3 separate regions of the Homo sapiens genome follow, and regions 1 and 3 are each linked to region 2. Evidence: chromatin loops called from intact Hi-C (ENCODE). Cell type or tissue: heart right ventricle. All regions are shown on one strand. Region 1 holds the start of LOC105376473 (a long non-coding RNA gene). Region 2 overlaps SVIL-AS1 (SVIL antisense RNA 1). Region 3 has its middle 12 kb from the start of SVIL-AS1.

Region 1 (8,000 bases), 73 kb before region 2:
TTTAAAATCACAGAAAAAAGTAATTAATAACCCTCTTTTTAATCATATTTAATCTTAATCATATTTGTCTTCATCATTAGTCTGCTCAGGCTGCCATAACAAAACACCATAGACTGAGTGGGTTAAGCAACAGGCATTTATTTCCATAGTTCTGAAGGCTGCAAAGTCCCAGATCACAGTGGTGGCCGATTTGGTTCCTGATAAGGGCCCTCTTCCTGGCTTGTAGACAGTCGCTTTCCTGCTGTGTGCTTACATGGCGGAAAGGGACAGCGACCTCTCCCTCTTCCTCTTCTTATCAAGCCATTATCCCATCACGAGGGTTCCACCTTCATGACCTCATCCAACCCCAATTATCTCCCAAAGGCCTCATCTCCAAATAGCCACATTGGGGTGGGGCTTCAACCTATGGATTTTTGAAGGGATACAATTTAGTCCATAACAATGTTCTTCTCTTGACTAATTCTTACTGTAATGAATATTTAGGGACTGGGTGAGGTGGCTCACACCTGTAATCCCAGCACTTTGGGAGGCAAAGGTAGGAGGATCCCTTGAGCCCAGGAGTTGAAGACCAGCCTGTGCAATATAACAAGACCCCACTCTATAAAAAATCAAAAAATTAGCTGGGTGTGGTGGGGCACACTTGTAGTCCCGGGTTCTAGGGAGGCTGAGGTGGGAGGATGGCTTGAGCCCAGGAGGTCAAGACTGCAGTGGGCCGTGATTACACCACTGCACTCCAGCCTGGGTGACAGAGGAAGACCCTGTCTCTAAAATATATATATATATATATACATGTATGTGTGTGTGTATGTGTGTGTGTGTATATGTATATTTACTATATATAATAAATTTTATGTATTTCATATATATGTATTTACTATATATAGTAAATATACAGCAAATATATAAAAATTTACTGTATATAATAAATGCAATAGTATATTATAGTATAGTATTATAGCACATATAACAAATATATAGTAAATATATATATATTTACTATCAAAAACCAGAACGACATTGAGCTTTAAACTCCCATCCCTCTAAGTATTTCTGTTTTTATCATTCATACATTTTTTTGTGTTTGACAAAGTCTCACTCTGTCACCCAGGCTGGAGTGCAATGGCACCATCTTGGCTCACTACAACCTCCGCCTCCCAGGTTCAAGCAATTCTCCTGTCTCAGACTCCCAAGTAGCTGGGATTGCAGGTGCACCCCGCCACACCAGGCTAATTTTGGTATTTTTAGTAGAGATGGGGTTTTGCCATGTTGGCCAGGCTGGTCTCAAACTCCTGACCTCAAGTGGTCTGCCCACCTTGGCCTCCCAAAGTGCTGGGGTTACAGGCATAAGCCACCGTGCCCAGCCATTCATACATTTTTTAAAGATAATTACAAAAAAGAGATCTTTACCTGTCAGGGAAGTAAGAGATAAAAACATTTTTGGATCTTCTCAGGAGCTCTTTCTGATATAAACGCTATGCAAGGACACACATTCCAGAGACACGCCCCATCCATTCGGCTGCGCCGCTGCCATGGGAGGCCAAAGAAGCCTGCAGCTGTAAGCCTGGGAGAGTGACAGAAGAAGGTACGTGGGCCTCATTTAGAAAATGTAAATGAATCAAATGAGACACATTCAAATTATATCTAAGTATTGGCTCTGGAAATTGCATCTGTGGTGAGGGAAACTGGGGATAACTCCTAGGAAAAAAAATACAGAATATATATATATATATATATATATAAAGTATAAACCTCTTTGAGTTGCGGGTGGTAAGGTGGGAGGGAAATTCATAGGTTAGCCAATGTATGAGTGAAAGCATTCAAGTATATGCTTTAAAAATAATTTTTTAGCCTAAAAATTTAAAATTTGCACCCAAAGTTTTGTTTCACAGGTTGATCAACCAATTATCGGAGTCCCCTTCATATAAGTTATTTCACAATTGACCCTGTCATAAAGGAAAACTTTCACCAAAAATACCCTTTTTTTTCTTTTTGAGGTTTTCCCTTTATATGGAGTTGTGGAAAAGTAGAGTTTCTGACGGAAACTGTCTTGCTTTATAGCTAAATATAAGAGCAAATCCAAGTACAGCAGAAAACAATTATCCAGAAGTGGCCAGGGAAGCATTCCTGGCTTGTAGTCATGTGGTCTCAGGAGGCGGGCAAGCCCTTTGCACAAAACCCAAACCTTACAGTATGAATGGCAGGGGTGTCAAATCAGGGTTAATAATTCAACACAAGAACCAAGCCCAAAGGCCACCCAAAACTAAGTTCAGTGGCTGAAACAGAAGCCCAATAGGGGTGTGGCACTGTGCCCATATTCAACATAAAAATAAATAAATGGGCCACTGTGGGCAGATGTGAGGACATCCCAAGTTGTCCCCTGGGGACAGACCTCCCCACCCCCAGGTCCATCCAAGGTACAGAAGAGTGCTTTTCTCTAACACATCACCACCTTTAAATGAAGAAATTTTGTTTCCAGAAACTTCTTTTCTTTTCTTTTTCTTTTTCTTTGTGTGTGTGTGTGTGTGTGTGTGTGTGTGTGTGTGTGTGACAAAGTCTCACTTTAGCCCAGGCTAAAGTGCAGTGGTGTGATCACAGTTCACTGCAGCCTCAGCCTCCATGGGCTCAGGTGATCCTCCCACCTCAGCCCTCCTAGTAGCTGGGTCTACAGGTCACACTCCCATGCCTGGCTAATTTTTTATTTTTTGTACCTGCAGGGTTTCGCTAGTGTTGAACACCTGAGCTCAAGCAACCCACTCACTTTGGTCTTCCTGGGATTACAGGCATGAGCCACAGTGCCTGGCCTCCAGTAAGTTCTTAATAAAAAGGAAATAAGCTATATGCAATGATGGACACATTAAGCCATCATCATCCAATGTTCTCTTAATACAGATCATTCATTCAATAAGTGGACTCTGAAATTTTGCTTTTGGAAAGCCACCATACCTGGCACTGAAAAGGGTGCATTAGATGTAGACCAAATATTTAAATCTCTGTTATCATGGAAATCAAATGAGTGAACAAGTGTCAAGGTACGTTTGACCCTTCCAGTGTCTTCCCGATGCTGTTTGCTCTGATATGAGTTAAGATCTTGACTCTGGAGTCAGACTGCCTGGTTGTATTTAGGATCCACTACTAGCTGGTGTCCTTGGGAAAACAAAATAGGGATAATAAGAATATCTTATTCACGGAGTGGTCACGGGAATTAAGTGAGATGATATATAGGAAGCAAGGATTAAGTGAGATGATACCTAGGAAGCTGTAACAATGCCTGGAGGCAGCATGTGCTTTGTTTTTGTTGTTATTGTTGATACTGTTTCTATGTTTATATACATTTTTCTCTTAGAAAAAGAAAATTTTAGAATTTTCCTTTAGAAAAGAAAAATTTTTTCTAAAATATTATTAGAAAAAATATTTTGTCTAAAAAATAGTTTTCATATATAGTATATATATTGTATATATACTATATATACATTGCATATATATACACTATATATACACATTGTGTATACATATATGTATATATATATATATATATATATAGTAGAGATGGGGTCTCACTATGTTGCCCAGGCTGGTCTTGAACTCCTGAGCTCAAGCAATCCTCCTTCCTCGGCCTCCCAAAGTGCTGGGATTACAGGCATGGGACACTGCGCCTGGCCTAATGCTATATCTATAATGAATTTTTGCAACTCTGATATCTCATACATAGTCTAGGAGCCCTATAAACTAACTACTAGTGTTCTTTAAAAGATAACGTAAAATAGCAACAACGAAATAAAACAGTAGAATAAAAGTGCAAAGTTCTATGGCAGAATGGCGAAGGCTTAGTGTTGGAAACAATTATGAGAAAGGCAAGTTCCTCAACCTTCTAAAGTTTTGTTTTCTAACCTGTAAAATGGGGAGAATAATGAGTGCCTTGTTTTGGAGATGAGATGAGGTAATGTATGTAAAATTAGTAGGTTTGGTAGGTGCTATTACAGTGCAAATCGTTAATTGAGATATCATTTTTAATTAAAAGATGAAGATGGCCATGCACAGTGGCTCACACCTGTAATTCCAACACTTTGGGAGACTGAGGCAGGTGGACGGCTTGAGTCCAGGAGTTTGAGACCAGCCTGGGCAATATGGCGAAACCAAGTGTCTACAAAAAATACAAAAAAAAAAAATTAGCTCGGCATGGTGGCTCGCGACTGTGGTCCCAGTTACTAGGAAGGCTGAGGTGGGAGGATCGCTTGAGCCCAGAAGGCAGAGGTTGCGTTGAGCCAAGATGGCACCACTGTACTCCAGTCTGGGCAACACAGGGAGATCCTGTCTCAAAAAAAAAAAAAAAAAAAAAAAAGCCGGACTCGGTGGTTCACCCCTGTAATCCCAGCACTTTGGGAGGCTGTGGCCGGCGAATCACCTGAGGTCAGGAGTTCGAGACTAGCCTGGTTAACATGGTGAAACCCCGTGTCTACTAAAAATACAAAACTATAGCCGGGCGTCGTGGCGCGCGCCTGTAGTCTCAGCTACTCAAGAGACTGAGGCAGGAGAATTGCTTGAGCCTGGGAGGCAGAGTTTGCAGTGAGCCAAGATCACACAGCTGTACTCCAGCCTGGGAAACAGAGTGACAGTCTTTCTCAAAAAATAAAAAAATAATAATAAAAAAAGAAGGCACGCTGGCTGACTCAGGATATCCACTAGGTGGTGCTAGAAAACAATGGCCAATCATGAAGCATTCATTTTCAAAGACCTGGCATTTTAATCTTTTATTTGAGTGTATCAGGAAACAGTTTCTTTCTTTAAAAATTGTTTTTTATTTCAATAGTTTTTGGGGTGTCTTTTGTAACATGAATTATATAGTGGTGAACTCCAAGATTCTAGTGCACCCGAATAGTGTACATTGTACCTGATGTGTAGTTTTTTATCCCTAGCGCTCTTCCCCTTTCTGCATCTCTAAAGTCGATGATATCACACTGTATGCCTTTGCATACTTGTAGCTTAGCTCCCACTTATAAGTGAGAACATGTGGTTTTGGTTTTCCACTCCTGAAGAATAATGGCCTCCAGCTCCATCCAAGTTGCTGCAAAAGACATTATTTCCTCCATTTTAATGGCTGAGTAGTATTCCATGGTGTATATATACCACGTTTTCCTTACCCACTCATTGGTTGATGGGCACTTAGGTTGGTTCCACATCTCTGCAATTGTGAATTGTGCTGCGGTAAACATACGCGTGTGGTGTCCTTTTCATATAATGACTTCTAGGAAACGCAGTTTCGATGAACACTCCAACCTACATTCCTTGCATCACTTTGGGACTTTTACCTACTCCTATAATTCTCAAACATTTCCGCCCCTCTGCCTTCCAAGTAAGATGCTTACTCAGCCAACAATTCCTGAGTGCCTGCTGTCTGCTAGGTGCTGGATACACAAAAATGAAGAAAATGCAGTGCCTGGGCCGGTCATGAATTCCACTGTGGATGCGTTAAGTTTGAAGTTCCTGTAGTACTTCCGGGTGGAGATGTCCAACCAGCTGTTGACTATTTAGATTTGAAGCTCAGAATTGACATTCAGAATCAGGGAGACATCATACTTTGTCTGTAGTTGATCGTGAGCTTGAAAAGCATGGCCCAGGACAGAGCATAAAGTGGGAGGGGCTATGAGCGGGTACAGAATCCTGCAGAACGTGGGCATGCCAGCGAGGAGACAGGCTCGCGGAGGACAGAAGGAGGGTTCCGAGAGCCGCAGGCAGAAGCAGGGCAGGGTGGTGTCAAAGAAACCGGGGGGTATGAAGGGACAAAGGACGAGTGTCCCCTAGAAGAGAGAAGAAAGCCCATTGGATTTGGAGCAGGAAGAGGCCCACTGAGAGTGGCCTGGGGACAGAGTGCATGTGAAGACAGCCCAATATCGGCTGCTTTTTAAAAAATGTGGATGAGAAGAGGAGAGTCAGGATAGTTACTAGAGGAGCACTGAGGGTAGGGGGGAGTCGGTTGGGGGGCTTGGTTGGTGTTTGGCTGTTTACTTATTTACTTATTTGCATTGGGAGAAAGGGATCTGATGGCATTTACAGATGGAGGGAAGGAGCCAATAGTGAAGGACAGGCTGATGATTAGAACACATGAGAAGGGCTGACACCCCATCCCACCACTTTTCTCCTTGTCCCAAACAAGCTGTGTGCTCTTGGGTGGTTTCCTGCCCCCTCTCATCCTCAGGCACCTCACCTAGAAAAACATACAGAGTAAAATGGTGAATCGTGTGTAAGATCTCTCCTAGCTCTAAGAAAATTCCATTTCCAAATTTCAATCTTTCAGCTATCTAAACAGCAAAGGGAAGAATTATACAGGTTAAGTATGTTTAAATAACTGTCTTTGAAATGAAAGCCAACATTACAATATCTCACGTCACTAAATGCATGCATGTGGTAAAATGCAAAGCAACCCACTCAAAATAGTTGGTGTGTGGTTAACTGTGTAAATGGCATGTCTCCCTCTGCATGTGAATCTAGAGGCTGGCCCTTGAGATCCACCATCCATATATGCCACAGTTGAGTCTTCAGATCCAGCCTGTCGGTATTTCCATTCTCGAGCACTGGGTAATGTGGTCCTGGCATAGCTCTGTGCCAAACACGTGGTTAACACTTGGACTTATAAATTGTTTATAATCAGCCTCCCTGGCCAATTACAATAGAGAATTTGTATGCAAGTGAAGATATTCAGGCATGCAGAAAATTAAATAAACAGTCTATACACATGTTGAAATACATCTTGCAAATTGCAGGAAACATATTCACATTACTTTTTATGAAGGCCTCGGCTGTGTTTAAGAGGCCCTTTCTAATAAGGAATGTTTTGACTATGATCCTCCCAAGACACTATAGCACTCAACACAGAAAGATACAATTTTCTTATTCATGAATGTCATAAATGAGCTCAAGAAGGCCTTGGCACGCTTCTTCTGTGCCCTAGCAATGGAAGGTGAGTGCTAACCTCATTCATTTCCTTGATGAAAAGGTATCTTGATTGCTCTGCATCTAGAAGAATGGCTACTTTAAGTCCCAGGGGCACTTAATAAAACGTCTTCGGACTGAGTGACACTGATGAGCAGAGAGCAATTTCCATTTCCCTCCTATGATCTAACAAGTAGCCGGGGGCCGGTTCTTCCAGATGCATCCTCGGCTTGGTAGCACACAGAGGTCAGTCCATTAGGGAGGCCAGACCTCCAAAAGAAGAGGCTCTCAAAAAGACAAAACTTGGTGACCACATTCCCCCAACTCAAACATCATTAACACCTTCATTCTTGGGACAATGATAAAGTTTCTTGATGAGTGTTGATAATTACCTACTTTAAAGATTATTCAGACCCCCTGCTCTCTTTTCTGTTCTCTCTCTCTCCCTCTCTCAATCTCTCTCTACCTTTTGGTGCAGAAAGAGAACGAGCAAAAATCAAACCAGTCATCTGGGCTCCGCGATGAGCCTTTCAGGTTGAGAGATGAGTCGCCAGGAGAGTCAGGGAGGTTTGGCCGGAAGGAAAAGATGGCTTGTTGCTGTGTTTCTGTCTCTCCTGTTGCGTTTGCTCTCATTACTGATGAACTGGGGGACTGACTGAAGAGAGGGGCTTCCTGTATCTGTGCTCTCTGGGGGCCGACTTCTGCCTGCCTTTCTGGTACCCGTGCTCTGCCAACAATGTGCGGCTTGCATTCAATTTGCTCAAACACTCACCGACTTTAATTAACTGATTTCTGTTCCAAGAACCAACATCAAATACTCTTGTGATCTTCCATGGTGAAGCAGAAACCACTGGGTGAGGGGACAGGAAATCGACCCGCCCCCAACTCCTGCTGGTTACGCTGAGCTGGGGCCAGAAACACCCCATAAACCCTCGGGCAGTCATTTATTAGAAATAATGTCATTGAAATGGAAGTTGCCATGGTACAGTGGCCTCCAGCTGAGAGCCCAGACTCCTGGGGAGGAGGGAGGGAAGAGGCCTTCCAGCTCCTGCTGCTACTCGTTACCCTCACTC
Region 2 (8,000 bases):
CAACATGAGATTTGGGTGGGAACACACATCCAAACCATGTCAATTACCAAGGGACAAGTTAAAGAAGTTGGTGGACTCAAGCAGTTGACCGCTATGCAGACAAAATATATGTCCCCAGCAGAGGGCAGGCTTCTACCTACAACACATGTGATCATTTTCCCCGGTCCCTCTAGTTTGCAGAGGTTGAGGGCAGAGCTCAACCTGGAGTGTACAGCCTGAGACAGAGGGACCATGCTCCCTGTGTCCTAATGGGAAAGGACTCTTCTTGGGTAGAAATGTAGTTACTGAGTTTTGCTTTCTCCTATAGAGGAAAGATGAGCAAAAACAGGGAGATGGAGACCTGGTGAAGAGAGGGTGCAGAAGTGGCTAAGTGGGGTGATGGTGGTGAGGAGATTTGTTGGTGAACTACAGCCCGTAGGCCAAATCCAGCCCACCGCCTGATTTTGCATGGCCCAGGAGTGAAGAATGATTTTTTACATTAAAATGATTGAGAAATAAATTTTTTAAAAGAACAATATTTCATGACTTGTGACATTATATAAAATTCAAATGTCAGTATCCATAAATAAAGCTTTATTGGAAGATGCCAGACTCATGCACTTATGTATCGTCTAGGGCTGTTTTCCCCTGTGCAGAGTTGAAGAGTTTGGCAGAGACCACATGGCTCCCAAAGCCTAAAGTATTTACTATGTGATCCTTTACCAAAAAAGCTTGCTAACCCCTGCCTTATAGTATAATGTATGATTTTTTTGAAGAGTTAAACAAATTTAACATTTGCTGAGCTCTCTTTCTTGCCCAGCATGGCTATGGGCTCTTCTCATGTATGTAATATAATTCTGTAAACAATCCTATAAGGCAGGTACCATTATTATCTTCATTTCACAAATGAGAAAATTGAGACACCTCAGTAATTTTCTCAAAGTCAGACCATTAGTGAGTAGAAAAGCTGGGATATGAATCTAGGCTGTCCAGTTCCAGAGCAATAATGTGTAATATCTAGTTTCATTTTCTGGCTTGTTAGGTGATGTAATTCCTGCCAGTTATTTCTCAAAATGTCAGTATCTCTATGCAAACCATCACTTACTTGATCAGCCTTGCTGTGGAGAAAGGGATTGGGGTGTGCCTACACTTGGGGCACAGTGGGAGAGGACGCAATGGGAGGGGACAGTAACCTGGAGGAGTGGCACCAATTCACTCCTGGATTTTGCATCTGATGGCATCACAGAAGGGAGGAAATCATTGCACCCGCGTGTATGTGTGGTACATACATAGCAAATGTATAGAAGGTTTCACCCCAAACTGCAAATACTCTTTGCTCTTAAGGAATGAAATGGATAATGTAGAATTGGGAGATGTCTACATTTTAATCCTACATTGTTTGAAATTTTAAATGAAGTGAAATTTTAATGCTGTTTTTAGAAACCCGCATAATATGGTGAAAAGAACTCTCTGGCCTGGTTTTCCCTTTTGGGAGGCAAATCGGCTTAACTCTCCTTTAAGTGTCTTAGATATTGAGAAGAGATAGATTATTTAATAATCCATTTCCCCAGGATGGTGCCCAGAGGGAAAGAAGATTATCCAGCCACCAAGAAATGCCCAGATCCTCTATTTCAGATGAACCTGACTTAATCAGGAGTGGAAGGCACCCTTTCGTCTTTTCAGAGTTACACAGGGGCCCTGGGTTTCCTGTTAACATGAAGATGTTCATGTGCCCCAGTCCCAGCTTGTCCCACGTGACTGTCCTGTGGCCTGTTAGGAACCGGGCCATACGGCAGGAGGTGAGCAATAGGTGAAACAGGATTACTGCCTGAGTCTCGCCTCTTGTCAGGTCAGCCGTGGCATTAGATTCTCATAGGAGCGCAAACGCTATTGTGCACTGCACGTTCCAGAGATCTAGGTTGCACACTCCTTATGATAATCTAATGCCTAATGATCTGAGATGGAACAATTTCATCCCCAAGCCATCCCCCTAACCCGCCCCTGTTCGTGGAAAAATTGTGTTCCATGAAACCGGTCCCTGGTGCCAAAAAAGATGGGGACCACTGCAGTATACCTTTCATGCCAAGGTCAGGCCCAGCCAGTGACAGAGCCCAGGAGGGAGGCCTAGGACCTGGCCATTTCTGCCTATTTCCTCTAAGGATCAAGTTCTGCCCTGGGGCTCCCTGGGGGCTGGTCAGACCTTCTCAGAGCTGCCCCTCACTCAGAGGCTCTTTCCTCCCCATTCTCCCTCCTTCCCCTCTCCTTTCCTAGGGGTCAGCCTTGCAGCACCCTCCCAAAACCCTCCCTGCCTCCTGCTGCCACTGTTCTTATCTGCAAAAAGTGTTCCTCCCAATAAATGTCTTTCACGTCTAGCTCTGTCTTGACACCTGCTTCCTGAGGACCCCAAATGACACGTGCTTCCCATCTATCTGTATGATGGTTTTGTTTTTTTCACTTTTTGAAAATTACGTTTTGCCAGAAAGTCAAAGATAATCGTCTGTACCAGTTTAGCCTGCATATCTAGCATAGCATTTACACTAATATTTGCAGAATGAATGAATAAGAAAAAGCCTATTTTGCTTTCAGAGGCCACATGCACAACCAGAACCTGCAGTCTTGGTTGGGTTGGAACCCAGAGCTGAAGACAAACCAGGCCATGTTGCTGACTGTGCTTCAAAGCAACTGGAAATGCCTGGAAATCTCCTTACACTCGAGCTGCTTGGGTGTCTTGCTTTTGAATGTGTCCGTGTCTCCTACATGACCTAGTTTCTCCTCACTGAGTCCCTACCAGGGCAGAAAAGGGGCAGGCATGTGACAGACCATGAAGGTACTGCCCTAGGCAGAAGAGGTGCTGTGGCCTGCCAGGGCTGAGAGGCAGCCCCGTGCTGGGGAGGTCCTGGCACTGCGGTCCAACCCTCTGCACGCTGCCATTGAGGCCCTGCGGCTGAGTTACTCCCCAGGCCAGGTGCGGGTAGAGGAGGGCAGTCATGGCCACAGCCACAGGCTGAGTGGGAAGGGAGCTGGTTTCTTCAGGCCCTTGGAAAATCGGGGAGGAACTGGTATGCTAATTCAGAAATTCTCTCATAGCCTTGACAGGTACAAAATCTCTGAAAACCGGTATTTAAAATTATATTTCTAATCATGCCATTTTCTCTGCTTGGCAATTCAGGAAGTTGAATAGATGATTATGAATCATCCGCAAGTGTGGCTAATTAAATATTTGATCAATAGAATTTAGTGCTTTTCATCTGCAGAGAGCTTTCCTAACATTAACTAATTGAGCCAAAGGAAGGTATCACCTTCATTCTACAGATGGCAAAACTGGCAAAGGGAAGAGCTTTAAAGAAGCCACAAAATAAAACAAAAATTAAAAAGCGTGTGCATGCAGGCGGAGGGAAGCCTGGCTAAGAGGAACTGTGGTTCGCAGACTCCCCCAGCCCTTGGGCACGTTCATGTCACTGCACAATTTATCACTGCTTGCATCAGGGCAATGGGAACATTCCCAGGTCAGCCCATCGTAGAGTTCAGGTTCCTTGAACTGGAAACAAATGAGCCGGACGGAGCTGGAGTTGGCCCCTGGGGTCTTTAGGGGAAGGTCTTGGCCCAGTTCTGTGCCTAAGAGCAGAGGCTTCCTCTGCAGATCCTAGGACTGTGAAGCCGGAGGCGGCGCTGGAGTTGGAGCCTTGGCTTCTGCTGTGAGCAACAGCGCCACCTGCTGGCCATAGCCTTCCCTCAGCGCGGCTGCCCCTCGCCAGATGCAAAGGTTCCTCCTTTGTCGCTTCCGTATTTCCTTCCCTGGCCAGTCCCTGCATTTCCTTTCCTGGCTTCTCCAGCTGGAGGGAGGCAGCTGACAGGTTATATCAAACCTGATAGAAATCTGTTAGAGAGACATTCGGATATTAACAGCAAACATCTCCCCCTAACCCTATCACCCCTGGATAAAATTAGTGTTCATGAGGAAAGGTCTCATTCCCAGGCAGGTCTCGTTCCTCAGCTTCCACTGGAATGGGTCTCTTACCAGCGATGGGAGAATGAGGAAGAACTGAATGTTGGAGACCCTCCTCAGTAAAGGGCACAGCAGGTGCTTCTCGGGGCTGCCTGCGAGGATGTGATGAAATCATGCAGAGAAAGCAGCCTGTTCGGGCGGGGCCTGCGATTCCTCTCCCGCCCTTACCTAAAGCCCTCCCTGAAGCAGGAGGTGACCTTGGGCCTCAGTTTACCTCCATTATTCAACAACAATCAGGTACAGGGGAATGCGGACCACCACATCTGGGTGCCGTCCTTAAAGAGCCTTGCCCCACCCAGCTCTGTTATCTTAGCCGAGTCCCGTAACTTTCGTATGCCTTGGTCTTTTGTTTATGACATGACCAATCTATCTCCCAGGGCCATTCAAATATTTTTTAAGAGTCAAAATCTAAAAAGATTAATACTTTAAAATAGCAAGATAAGATTCCAAAACTTTCGATATTTTCAATGCAACAGAACAATTTCCTTTTCCTGAGCAGCTTATAAGATCAGAGCAGCATTTGGTAGAGCTGCCTCATGGTCACTGATGTCTACCGAGAAACGGCATTACTGTGTGGGAAACGCAAGTCCGCCATTTTCCACGTACCATATTGCTTGCTGGAGATTTCAGAAATATCTTTACATGAGGATCAGATGAGAGGAGAATGTAACAGAGTCAGCACCTCTAATGGTTTCAACATCAAGATCCAAGATAGAAGTGCTAGCGCAGGGCGCAGGATACTATGAAACCAGCCCCAGCCCTGGAAACACCCCGGGCCCCATGAGAAAGGGACGCACTAGGCCTGGGGATCCTGCGGACCAGAGGAATCAGTCGCAGGTGCTGTTGCCGGGTCATCCCCACATCTGAAGAGTCCCTTAGCCGGGTTCCCCTGGCCCGTCCATGTCCAAGTCCACTTTCCTTCTGTGCACCCTCACCTCAGCCTTGAGGCTCTACTTGCTATGCCCTTATCCTGCCTGTGCCACACGTAGGAGACTGGGTGTGCCTCTCCTTTCCCTCTCCTCCTTCCAGATCTTCTCTTTGGAGCTGATGGCTGGAGAACTGATGTCCAGTTGCAGTGAGAAATCCTGCCAGTCCTTCGAGGCTGATTCAGAGGACACCTCCTCCCGGAAGCCACCCTGATTCCTTCCCCTCCCTCCCACCTCCAGCCAGAAGTCCCTCCTTTGGACATGATTAGTTTCCTTGGGCTGTTGTGACAAAGTACCACAAACTGGGCTGCTTAAACAACAGAACCTTTATCGTCTTGCAGCTCGGGAGGGCGGAAGTCTGAGATCAAGGTGTGGGTAGGGTTGGTTTCTTCTAAGGCCTCTCTTCTGGGCTTGCAGAGGGCCGTCTTCTCCCCGTGCATCTGCACACGGTCTTCCCTCTGTGCATGCCTGCCGCCACTTCCCAATTTCCCCTTCATATAAAGACAGTAGTCAGATTGGATTAGGCCTACCCTGAAAACCTCATTTAACTTAATTACCCAAGGATCTCCAAATAAGGTCACATTCTGAGGTACTAGGGGTTAGAACTCCAATCTTTTTGGGGGAGTGGGTGAGGAGGAAAAAGTGGGGCACAATTTCACCCAGAACAGATTCTTGTTGCACTGCTATTATTATTATTATTTTTAGAGACAAGGTCTCACTGTGTGGTCCAGGCTTGAGTACAGTGGTACAATCATAGCTCACTGCAGTCTTGAATTCCTGGGCTCAAGTGATCCTCCCACCTCAGTCTCCCAAGTAGCTGGGACTACAGGTGTGCCCACTATGACTGGCTAATTTTTAAATATTTTTATAGAGATGGGGTCTCACTGTGTTGCCCAGACTGGTCTCAAACTCCTGAGCTCAAGCCATCCTCTTGCGTTGGCCTCCCAAAGTGCTGGGATTACAGTGTGAGCCACCATGTCTGACCCTGCATCATTATTTGTGCTTCTTGGTGAATTATCATTATTTTCACCTCTCCTGGAATGCAGGCCCCTTGGGGCATCAGAGCCTAGATATAAGGCGTATTTGTGTTCTGTTGACCCTTAAGCTAAGCACCCACTCAATAAATATTTGAATGAACAAGTAGTAAATATAAGTATTCATGAATGAATGCGGACCACTGCAAATAATGAGGGCTCTGGAATGTGCAACATGATACTAGAAATAGACTTCAGCAGATGCTGTGGCTGTGGTGATAACTGTATGTGAATCTGGGGAAAGACCCCATCTGACCAAAAAAAAAAAGTCTTCCCCACTGGGACCTCAAGTGTCATTGGCAAACGATGCTCCCTGCTGGATCTTTGCAGTTCCTGTTTTTAATAATGAATGGCCTCCTTCAGGAAGGGAAGCATGGAGGGTGAGCCTGGAGGATGAAAGGAAGTCATAAGGACAGGTAGGGTCCTGCTGCATCGTTGTCTTTTAGGACGGGCTCTGACACTAACCAAGTCTTGCAATCCCAAATGCACTCTTCCCCCGTTTGCTGTCTTCCATCTGCAGAAACCACTACTAAACATTGGGCTTGTTTTATTTTTCTTTGCTTCCATATGGGCTCTTGGTCAGTCGTTTCTCAATATTTCTTTTTTTTTTCGAGACAGGGTCTCACTGTCATCCAGGCTGGAATGCAGTGGTGCAATCACAGCTCACTGCAGCCTCAACCTCCTGAGCTCCAGCAGTCCTCCCAGCTCAGCCTCCTGAGTACCTGGGACTACAGGGACATGCCACCACACCTGGCTAATGGTTTAATTTTTTGTAGAAACAGGGTCTCATCATGTTGCTCAGGCTGATCTGAAACTCCTGGGCTCAATCTGTCCTCCCACTTTGGCCTCCCAGAGTGCTGGAATTGCAGGCATGAGCCACTGCGCCCAGCTAATATTTATTTACCCTTATGGAGCTAACAACTCGTGTTCCAGCCATTTCAGGATGAATGCTAAAACGGTGTTCAGATGGTAAATTTGGGCTTAATTCAGTGAGATTTAATAATAGACAATTTATGTCAATTTCCAAATAATACAAGTCAGTTCCAATATATCCCTTAAGAGACTTCCAGAACCCCATGGCGTCAGATGTGAAGAACAATCCCCACAGCTCTGCTGAGGCTGGGAGGGCGCTGGGGCTGTGGCATCCTCCGCGCTCCCTTTCTTTCTGTTAGCTTGCATTCGCTTCTGCTCCTGTGGCTTCCTTTTCAATCTCAGCTGCGCGACAGAAAAGCTCAGTAAAGGCCAGTTCAGTATTAGAAACAAGGGATACTGGTCTGTTCATCTTTCTTCTCTATTAGTCCTCAAGGATCAGCTTTAGACACTGTGAAATCAGTGGGGCATTTCCATACAGACTCCACACTCGCAGCGCATCCATGGTACTGATGGTAGGAACAGAAGCCTCTGATGCTTTCCCCTGGCAGGTCCATCTTTCTGATCTAATCCTGGGGGTGCATCCATTGTCAGAGGTCTGAAGCAGCCCAACATCCTTTCTCTGGGGAGAAGAGCAAATGCATGCAATGCAATGTATTTTCTTTTCAAAAAGAGGAAGGCTTCTTTGGGCCAAATGCCCTACCAATATAGTTAATTTTCAGTTATTTGCATTTGAATTACCTTGATATTTCTGAAAACAGAGCACTGTACTTTTTTTTTTTTTTTTTTTTAAGAGACAGGGTATTGCTCTGTTGCTGGGTGCAATGGCAGGATAGTAGCTCACTGCAGCCTCTGCTTCCTGGGTCCAAGTGATCCTTCCATCTCACCTTTCAGAGTAGCTGAAACTAAAGCCATGTCCCCACCATTATCAGCTGATTTTTAAATTTTTTGTACAGGTAGGATGTCACTATGTTGCCTAAGCTGATCTTGACCTCTTGGCCTCAAGGGATCCTCCCTCCTTGGCCTCTCAAAGCACTGGAATTAGAGGCGTGAGCCACCTCACCTGGCCTCGCACCAAACTCTTTATTGACTTCTTGGTTATTGTCGCCTGTTACTAGTCGCTACGCTAGTTCAGAAAGGCTTTGCACAGAGGTCTGTTTTGAGACTTCTGTGCCTTACCTAGAT
Region 3 (8,000 bases), 52 kb before region 2:
CCATGTTGCCCAGGCTGGTCTGGAACTCATGAGCACAAATGATCTGCCCACCTCGGTCTCCCAAAGTGCTGAGATTACAGGCATGAGCCACCATACCAAGCCTGAAAAACATGTTAATATTGCTTTTTGATGCCATTTCATTGGTACACTTAATCTGAATCATTCTACTTCTTTTGATAAATTTCCTGAAAATAAAGAACGAGTATCAGAAAGGTAAAACTTGTGAGCAGAATCTTTTCTGAAATGCTAATGAAGCCAATTGCAAAGGAGTAAAAAGCTTCAGAGATGTATTTCTATCGGGAATTGCCAGGGAGACAAATACCATCTGCAGTAGAGAAACGGCCCTCCATCTCTCCTCTCAGGAGCCCAGGGATGTTCCTCTCTGCTGTTTCTTTGTTTTGGGTACAATGTGCCTGAAGGAGTTGGTAGAAAAATCATCCTCATAGGGTACTGATGGCGGCAGTGGCCCATCTGGAGCAGCTGCTGCAAAGATGCCTGCTGCAGTGAGGGAGGCCCGGCTGGGGCTGCAGCTCTGCGGAACCAGCAAGGGCTGGGAACAGGCAAGAGCCCCATGCGACTACCAAGTCAGTGGGGCAGGAGCCCTGTGCTCCCAGGCACAGCTGCAGCTGCCCAGCCACAGCTCCAGACAGGGCATCCCTGCGTTCTCAGGAGCCTGGGAAGTCCCTGCTCCCCCCACAGGCTCTGAAGTGCTTGCTCCTGCTCCCTGGCCTCTCCTTGCTCCCAGAGGAGCAAGTTTGTAGTGCGGAGAAAATTTGCAGCCAAGCCTGGACACTGTTGCCAGGTGTGTGAGCACTCAGGGTGGTGCTGACATGCTGGTCCCCTGACGCCTTGGCCCCCTCTGGACTTTGGGCAGGGGAGGGACTGAGGGTGACTCTGCACAGGCCTGCAGATGCCTCTCTGCATGAACAGCCTGGGCACCCTAGATGGCATGTTGATGATGGCAGGAGGCAAATAGGTTCCTAAGTGGAAAGGGGCAGGTCCCTGGTGAAGCCCCTCCTTTAAGTCAGGCACGGCCTGAAGCCTGGGGGCTAGGCTGCCAGTTCTAGGTGAAGTCCATGCTCCGGAGTGAGAATTTATGGTGCTTTTTCTGGGTCCACCCATAGCCGCCCATGGGCCATCCCCTTTCTCCTTTCTGAGCCCATAAAAACCCCAGACTTACACAGACATCAGGATTACCAGCTGCTGGAAGGAGCTACCTATTTTGGGTCTCCTCAACTTGCCAGGATGACCTGTCTGGGGAAAGGAACTGGACAGTCATCAGGATGACCTGCCTGAGGAAAGGAGCTGTCAACTTTGGGTCATTGGAGAACTGTTCCATCACTCAGTGAAGCTCCTCTCTGCCTTGCTCACCCTCCAGTTGTCCACATATCTCACTCTTTCTGGATGCAGGATAAGAAGTCAGGACCTGCTGAATAGCAAGACTGAAAGAGCTGTAACACAAACAGGACTGAAACACATCCCCCTGCTCCCCACATTTTGGGTGACAAGAAAGAGAGAAGAACTGTGGCCCTTTAGGGAACCCAGACCTAGGGGCTTCCTGAGCCAGGGCTGTGACACCCTCTTTGGTGCTCTGTGGTTTCTGGCATCTCCAAGCTTCCAGGTGCCACCACATTCCCCTTGTCCAGACACAGATGCCCACAGTGGAAGCTGTTGGCAGTGCGTCTGATCCAGCCGCAGGCTCTTGCATGGAGCTGGCACATGTGCTGGCACCTGGAGCTGCCCGCCCCACAGCAGCAGCTGGTGTGCCTGGATGTGTGCAGTCGCCAGACCCCATACTTGCTCACTCACACACTCCTAGCCACTCTGCGCCTGGCTCAACCTTGGTAGGCATGGGATCAAGACCAATAGCACAAGCTGAGTGCAGCCTGCCAGGCCGAGTGGACAGAACAAGCCCAGTGGAGCCCAGCAAAACTGAGGAAAAAGTGCCACTACTCACAGAGGTTTCCAGCTGGAAAAGCGACACCCGAAGGACCCCATGACAGTACTTTTCCTGCTTGTCTTCATTGTTATCTTTCTCACAGATCAATCCCTTTCTTTCTGGAATTAATGTCATGGTTGATTTTGTTTCTTTTAAACACTTTATATTTGTAACTTTGAGAAATTTAGAAAACGCCAGAAAAGTTGAAAGACTCTTATAACAAACACCTCTCTGATTACTACCCATAACTGACTACTCTTGAATTACTAGGATAGTTCTTTTCAATCTTTCTTTTCCATTTAAAAACAAAGTAAAGTAAAATAACACTGCAGTTAAACTGAAGTTCCGTTTATTTTTCTCCATCCAAGTTCATTCCCTTTCTCCTACAAAAGGCATCTCTCACATGGATTTATTTATAAAATATTGCACATAGGTATCTATGTGCTCACATAACATATATTATTGCTTATTATCCACTCTTTTCAAATTTTTCTTTGCAGGAAAATATGCCAAACAAATCCTTGCAATTCTGAAATCATTCTGGTTAGGATTTGATTATCTTATCTCTTTCCAACATAAAGTCCCATGAGGCAAGTTACGATAATAGTTAATACCATGGACAAGGCACTGTTCTAGGTGCATATACTTGTTACCTCATCTGTTTTTTTCTTTTTTTCTGGAGACAAGGTCTCACTCTGTCACCCAGGCTGGAGTGCAGTGGCAGGACCATAGCTCTCTGTAACCTCAAACTCATGGGCTCATGCAATCTTATCCTCTCAGCCTCCCCAGTAGCTGGGACTACAGGTGCATGCCACCATGCCCTGCTAATTTTCTTTTCTTTGTTTTAGATTTGGGGTCTTTCTCTGTTGCCCAGGCTGATCTCAAACTCCTGACCTCAAATGATCCTTCCATCTCAATCTCCAAAAGAGCTGGTATTATGGGCATGAGCCACTGCACATGGCCTTGTTACCTCATCTTATCCTCACAATAACCTTATGGACATATATTATTATGATCCTCATTTTAGAGATTGAGACTTAGGCACAGAGGCACTGGGTCACTTTCTTGAGCCTGCGGAGGTATGAGCTGCTGGGCAGGCTGGTCCTGGTGCCCAAGACCCACACTCCTGCCCTTGCTTATTGTTCCTTACAGAGGTCTTTGCTTTTCCTAATAAGACCATTGTCTACATGATCAGTTGACACCTTGAAAGCAGGCTGGTCTTGACAGTTTCACATGTTCCCTTTCTAATTGATGATGCTTTCCTGGGATAATGAATGAACTCAACTTCGGGTTCAAGTTGCTCCAACAACCCACTTCCAGCCACAGCACTCCCATGAGAGCCTCTGCAGCCTGGGCCCCTCCAGCTCATAGGGATGCCCACCCAGGCCAAGCGCTTCTAAACGAGCGACCTCCTCAAAAGAAAGCATAGGAGAAAGCAGGAATCAGTAAAACTTTTCTGGTTTTCTCTTCAAATATTAACAAATTGACACTTAAGAAGATACGGCAACCTCTTAGATCCAGAGGATAAAAAAGGCTCCTTCATGCTGCTTTCAACTCATTAGAAGACGTGACACTTACCATGCAGCCTTCTGCTGTCTCTCCTCAGCAGTACAAGCCTCAGCCCCTAATCCTGCCTGGCTGCTGAAGGATTAGACCCAGCACTTAGTATTTAACCTGTTCCTCCCCTGCACATCTTGTGGATTTGGTTTTTCTTTTATGGGTTGCCAAAAGCAAAATAATAATACCTGTCACTTCAGCCAAGGGAGATTTATTACTTTTAATCAAAGGATACTTGTTATAAAAGGAGTTATGTATATATGAATACACACACAGATACACACATATCTATGCATGTATACAGACAGACAGACATCAGCAAACGTAAATCCCCATTTGGGGACTCAGGGCACTGTCTGTTCCCCTCCTCCACTGATGGATTTTTGTTCACTGTTTGTCATCTGTGTCCTGGAGGCCACCAAAGGCTCATGTGCCCTCATAGTGTGGTGACATCTTAACCTCTAACACTTTCGCATGATCATTTTAATAGGTGCTGAAAAATTGGGAAATGGACGTTGAAAAAAATGACAGGCCTGGCACGGTGGCTTACTTATACAATCCCAGCTACTCAGGAGGCTGAGGCAAGAGAATGCCTTGAGCCCAGGAGTTTGAAGCTTCATTGAGCTATGATCATGTCGCTGCACTCCAGCCTGGGTGGCAGAGCGAGACCTTGTCTTTATTTAAAAAAAAAAATCATCCCTAATCACTTATTCCTGAGTCTGTCCCAGCCAACAAGGTCATCGACCCTACAATTGCAACAAGAGGGATGAGGGGAGGACAAGGGAGGGACAAAGGCAGTAAAGTCAGTGATTAGGTGGACACCAGGTGGGTGTCCAAGTCAATATGGAAGGAGAAGGCATTAAGAAACAAGGAATCAAAAATCTAAAAAGAAAAAAAAATTAAAGTACAGCCTTATTCTTTTGCTGACATACTTTTTTCTCCACTGCCCAAGCCCCTCTTATTGAGAAAAGAGGCTGCATCCCAGTGCTTGGAAGCGCAGACACCCGTCCTCCTTCTGTGCTCTGAGTGTTTCAAACAGCCTTGCAGACAGCCATAGCACCTAGCACTGGGCTTAGCAGGCAGTAGCCTCTCAGTAACTGCCTGCAGAATTGAATTCAATAGCTAAGTGCTAGAATTATGTCCAGGTTAAAAGGGGTTACCAACATAAGTCAGAACTGACGTGGTGAAGCGATGATTGCTGGTCATCTCCTAATCCCAGCTGCCCTTCTTCTTTGGGAACAGACCACCCAAGTACAGCTGAGGAACGGTGCATCAGAGTGCCTAATTCTTTTTTTTCTTTGTTTGTTTGAGACAGAGTCTTACTCTGTTGCCCAGGGTGGAGTGCAGTGGTGTGATCTTGGCTCACTGCAAGCTCCGCCTCCCAGGTTCAGGCCATTCTCCTGCCTCAGCCTCCCAAGTAGCTGGGACTACAGGCACCCGCCACCAGGCCCGACTAATTTTTTGTATTTTTAGTAGAGATGGGGGTTTCACTGTGTTAGCCAGGATGGTCTCGATCTCCTTACCTCGTGATCTGCCTGCCTCAGCCTCCCAAAGTGCTGGGATTACAGGTGTGCTTTTTAAATTTTTATATTATTTTTTAGTGACAAGGTCTTGTTCTGTCACCCAGGCTGTAGTGCAGTGGCGCAATCATAGCTCAATGCAACCTTGAACTCCTGGGCTCAAGTGATTCTCCCGCCTCAGCCTCCCAAGTAGCTGGGACTACAGGGGTGAGCCACCTCACCTTGCCAGAATGCCTTATTCTTGCTACTTCTTTCTCATCCGTCTGATTAATGTGATGTCATCAATATAGTGTGATATTGGTTTTGATTTAATGTCTTGGCCTGGGTGAGAGGGTGGTTTCAGCGCCATCCACTGGACCATTCCTACTATAACATTATGTTCTTACTTTACCAATCAAGAGACCACATGACAGTTCCACTGAATGGTAATTATGTCCATTCCAATTATACATTCAGGAACTCGCAAAGTGACCCACAGGTAGGTCCACGGACCTGAGCCAGAACTTTATTGATCACATAGTTCCCATATATCCCTAATCGAACAGGAAGGCCTTTATCACTTTGAGTGTCAATCTTGATATTCTAATAGCATTAGAGAAATTTGGACATTCCTCTTTCCCCATTGCATGGTGATCTGAGTACATGGCTATAGACATCTTTGGGGAAAGTCCGGGGAAATTACCTCTTTCTACATCTGCCATGGGATGGCAGGTATTTCCCCACAGGGACCCAGCCTTTCCTTCAATTGATGGGTTCTAGGTGTAAGAACTGGCTTAGGTCTGGAAAGAAAGCAAGGGATCATGACTTTCCATCTGGGGTAACTGACCTCATCCTTCTGCTCATCCATGCTTTACCTTCTTTAAGATCAATATAACACACATTATAATACATTTATTCCATACTCTCATTGGCTACCCATCTCTCTTGCTCCTATGAATATCATTTTCTTCTGCTGTCTCCATAGACCTTTGCTGTTCAAGACTCCCTGGATACCTTTTCAACCTTTCTGCCCATTAAGGTCACTTGCATCTGATGGTTCAGCACTGCAGGTGACCTCTCCTTTTCAAGGATCCTTTCACTCATCTTGCTGCTAGAGGCCCCAGTTCTATAACAGCATCTCCTCCCATCAGCTCTGGCACCCAGGGAACAGTCCCCCACTCTGAGCTTCTCAACAGTACCGGAGCTCCCAAAAACTCACTCCTCAGTATCTTGGTATACAAGTCTCCTCCAGATCCTGCCGAGAATCAGGCTGGGTAGAGCAGATCCAACTGGCAGGCTCAGTTCTCTGGGCCTTCCTCCACAGTCTGCCTGGGAACTTTTTCCAGGCTTCTAACTGTGATATTAGAACTGGCCCTCAGGAACTTAGAAAAGGTCTTTAAAAGGTTTAAAAAGTTTCAGCATCAAAGAAACACATGCCAAAAAAAAAAAAAAAAAGAATCAGTTATTAACGTTAAGAAAAACAAAACTTATACCAAAGGTTAGGCTGAACTACATGAAACTGTCATCTTCCTAAGTCAAAATAGATGGATACTGACCATGTCAAGTAGTTTAACCAGATATCATCAGAGGACATTACTACTTGGCTTACCAGTGAGCAGCATTTATTTATTAAGTTTTAGAAGACTTCATGAAGACATCAGTACATTAATATGAAACAAAAATTATGCTATAACAATACAGGGGGAGCTGGGCATAGTGGTTCATGCCTGTAATCATAACACTTTGGGAGGCCGAGGTGGACAGATCACATGAGCCCAGGGGTTCAAGACCAGCCTGAGCAACATGGCAAACCCTGTCTCCACAAAAAAATTTTAAAAATTAACTGGGCATAGCAGTGCATGTCTGTAGTCCCAGCTACTTGGGAAGCTGAAGTGGGATGATCACTTGAACCCAGGATGTCAAGGTTGCAGTGAGCTGAGATTGCACCACTGCACTCCAGCCTGGGTGATAGAGTGATGCTCTGTCTCACAAAAAAAAAAAAAAAAAAAAAAGAAGAAGAAATATGAAGACTACATGTAAAAAATGGAATGCTCAGGATATCAGATCAATATACAAAAATCAATTGTTTCCATACATTTGCAGTGAACAATTCAAAAATTAAATTTAAAAGACAATTCCATCAGGAAAAAGGCAAGGACGTCCCCCTCATCACTCCTTTTCAACATCTTATTGGAAGTCCTAGCTAATGCAATAAGACAAGAAAATGAAACAAAATGTGTACAGATTGGGCAGAAAGAAACAAGACTATCTTTATTTGCAAATAACATGATTATCTATGCAGAAAATCTAAAATAAAAATAATTTTTAAAAATCTCCTGGAACTAACAAGGAACTATAGTAAGGGTGCAGGCTACAAGGTTAATATACAAAAGTCAATTGCTTTTCTGTACAATAGCAATAAACAAGTGGAATTTAAAATTAAAAACACAATACCATTCAGCATACAAAAAATGAGATACGTAGGTATAAACCTAATAGAAAATATGTATAAGACCTATATGAGGGAAACTACAAAACTCTGATGAAAGATGTCAGAGAAGAACTAAATAAATAAAGAGATAACACATGTTCATGGATAAGAAGACTCAATATTGTCAAGATGTCATTTCTTCCCAAATTGATCTACAGACTCAATGGAATCCCAATCAGAATCTCAGCAAGTTATATTGTGATTATAGACAAACTGATTCTAAACTTTATATGGAGAGGCAAAAGACCCAGAATAGCCAACACAATATTAAAGAAAAAAACAAAGTTAGAGGACCGTCATTACCTGACTTTGAGATTTACTGTAAAGCTACAGCAATCAAAATTGCATCATATTGGTGAAAGAATGGACAAGTAGACCAATCAAAACAAAATAAAGAGCCCCAAACAGACCCACATAAATATAGTCAACTCATCTTTGGCAACAGAGTAAAGGCAATATAATGAAGAAAAGATAGTATTTTCAACAAATGGTGCTGGAAGAACTGGATATCCAC

Evidence for each region. Hi-C counts contacts between places; a loop is a spot of excess contacts. Peaks named below come from ENCODE experiments on the same cell type or tissue, not always from the same donor. Only the 100,000 strongest peaks of a DNase experiment are listed, where the experiment ranks them.
Region 1: it touches region 2 in a loop (5-fold over the local background); 67 of 110 quality-filtered maps call a loop at or near these places.
Region 3: a loop joins it to region 2, with 2.7 times the contacts of the local background. A loop is called at or near these places in 83 of 110 quality-filtered maps.

The regions. Positions count from the first base shown.
Region 1 is chr10:29,372,869-29,380,868 of GRCh38, forward strand. LOC107984217 (a long non-coding RNA gene) reads left to right here. Exons shown (of 3, transcript XR_001747402.3): 3 at 1,452-1,502. It overlaps LOC105376473 (a long non-coding RNA gene), which reads right to left and starts at 2,051. Exons shown (of 3, transcript XR_930786.3): 1 at 1,976-2,051; 2 at 1,408-1,561; 3 at 119-403. In heart right ventricle, a CTCF peak has its summit at 4,685 (motif pointing right); no DNase peak of the experiment used is centred here.
Region 2 is chr10:29,445,505-29,453,504 of GRCh38, forward strand. The region is part of intron 2 of SVIL-AS1 (SVIL antisense RNA 1); the gene reads left to right. Among named protein-coding and RNA genes, the nearest start is that of SVIL-AS1, 40 kb to the left of the region's middle. In heart right ventricle, CTCF peaks have their summits at 143 (motif pointing right) and 3,699 (motif pointing left); a DNase peak (open chromatin) is centred at 3,687; H3K27ac peaks cover 446 bases.
Region 3 is chr10:29,393,869-29,401,868 of GRCh38, forward strand. No RefSeq gene overlaps it. Among named protein-coding and RNA genes, the nearest start is that of SVIL-AS1, 12 kb to the right of the region's middle. RefSeq lists an enhancer at 728-1,242. In heart right ventricle, no CTCF peak of the experiment used is centred here; no DNase peak of the experiment used is centred here.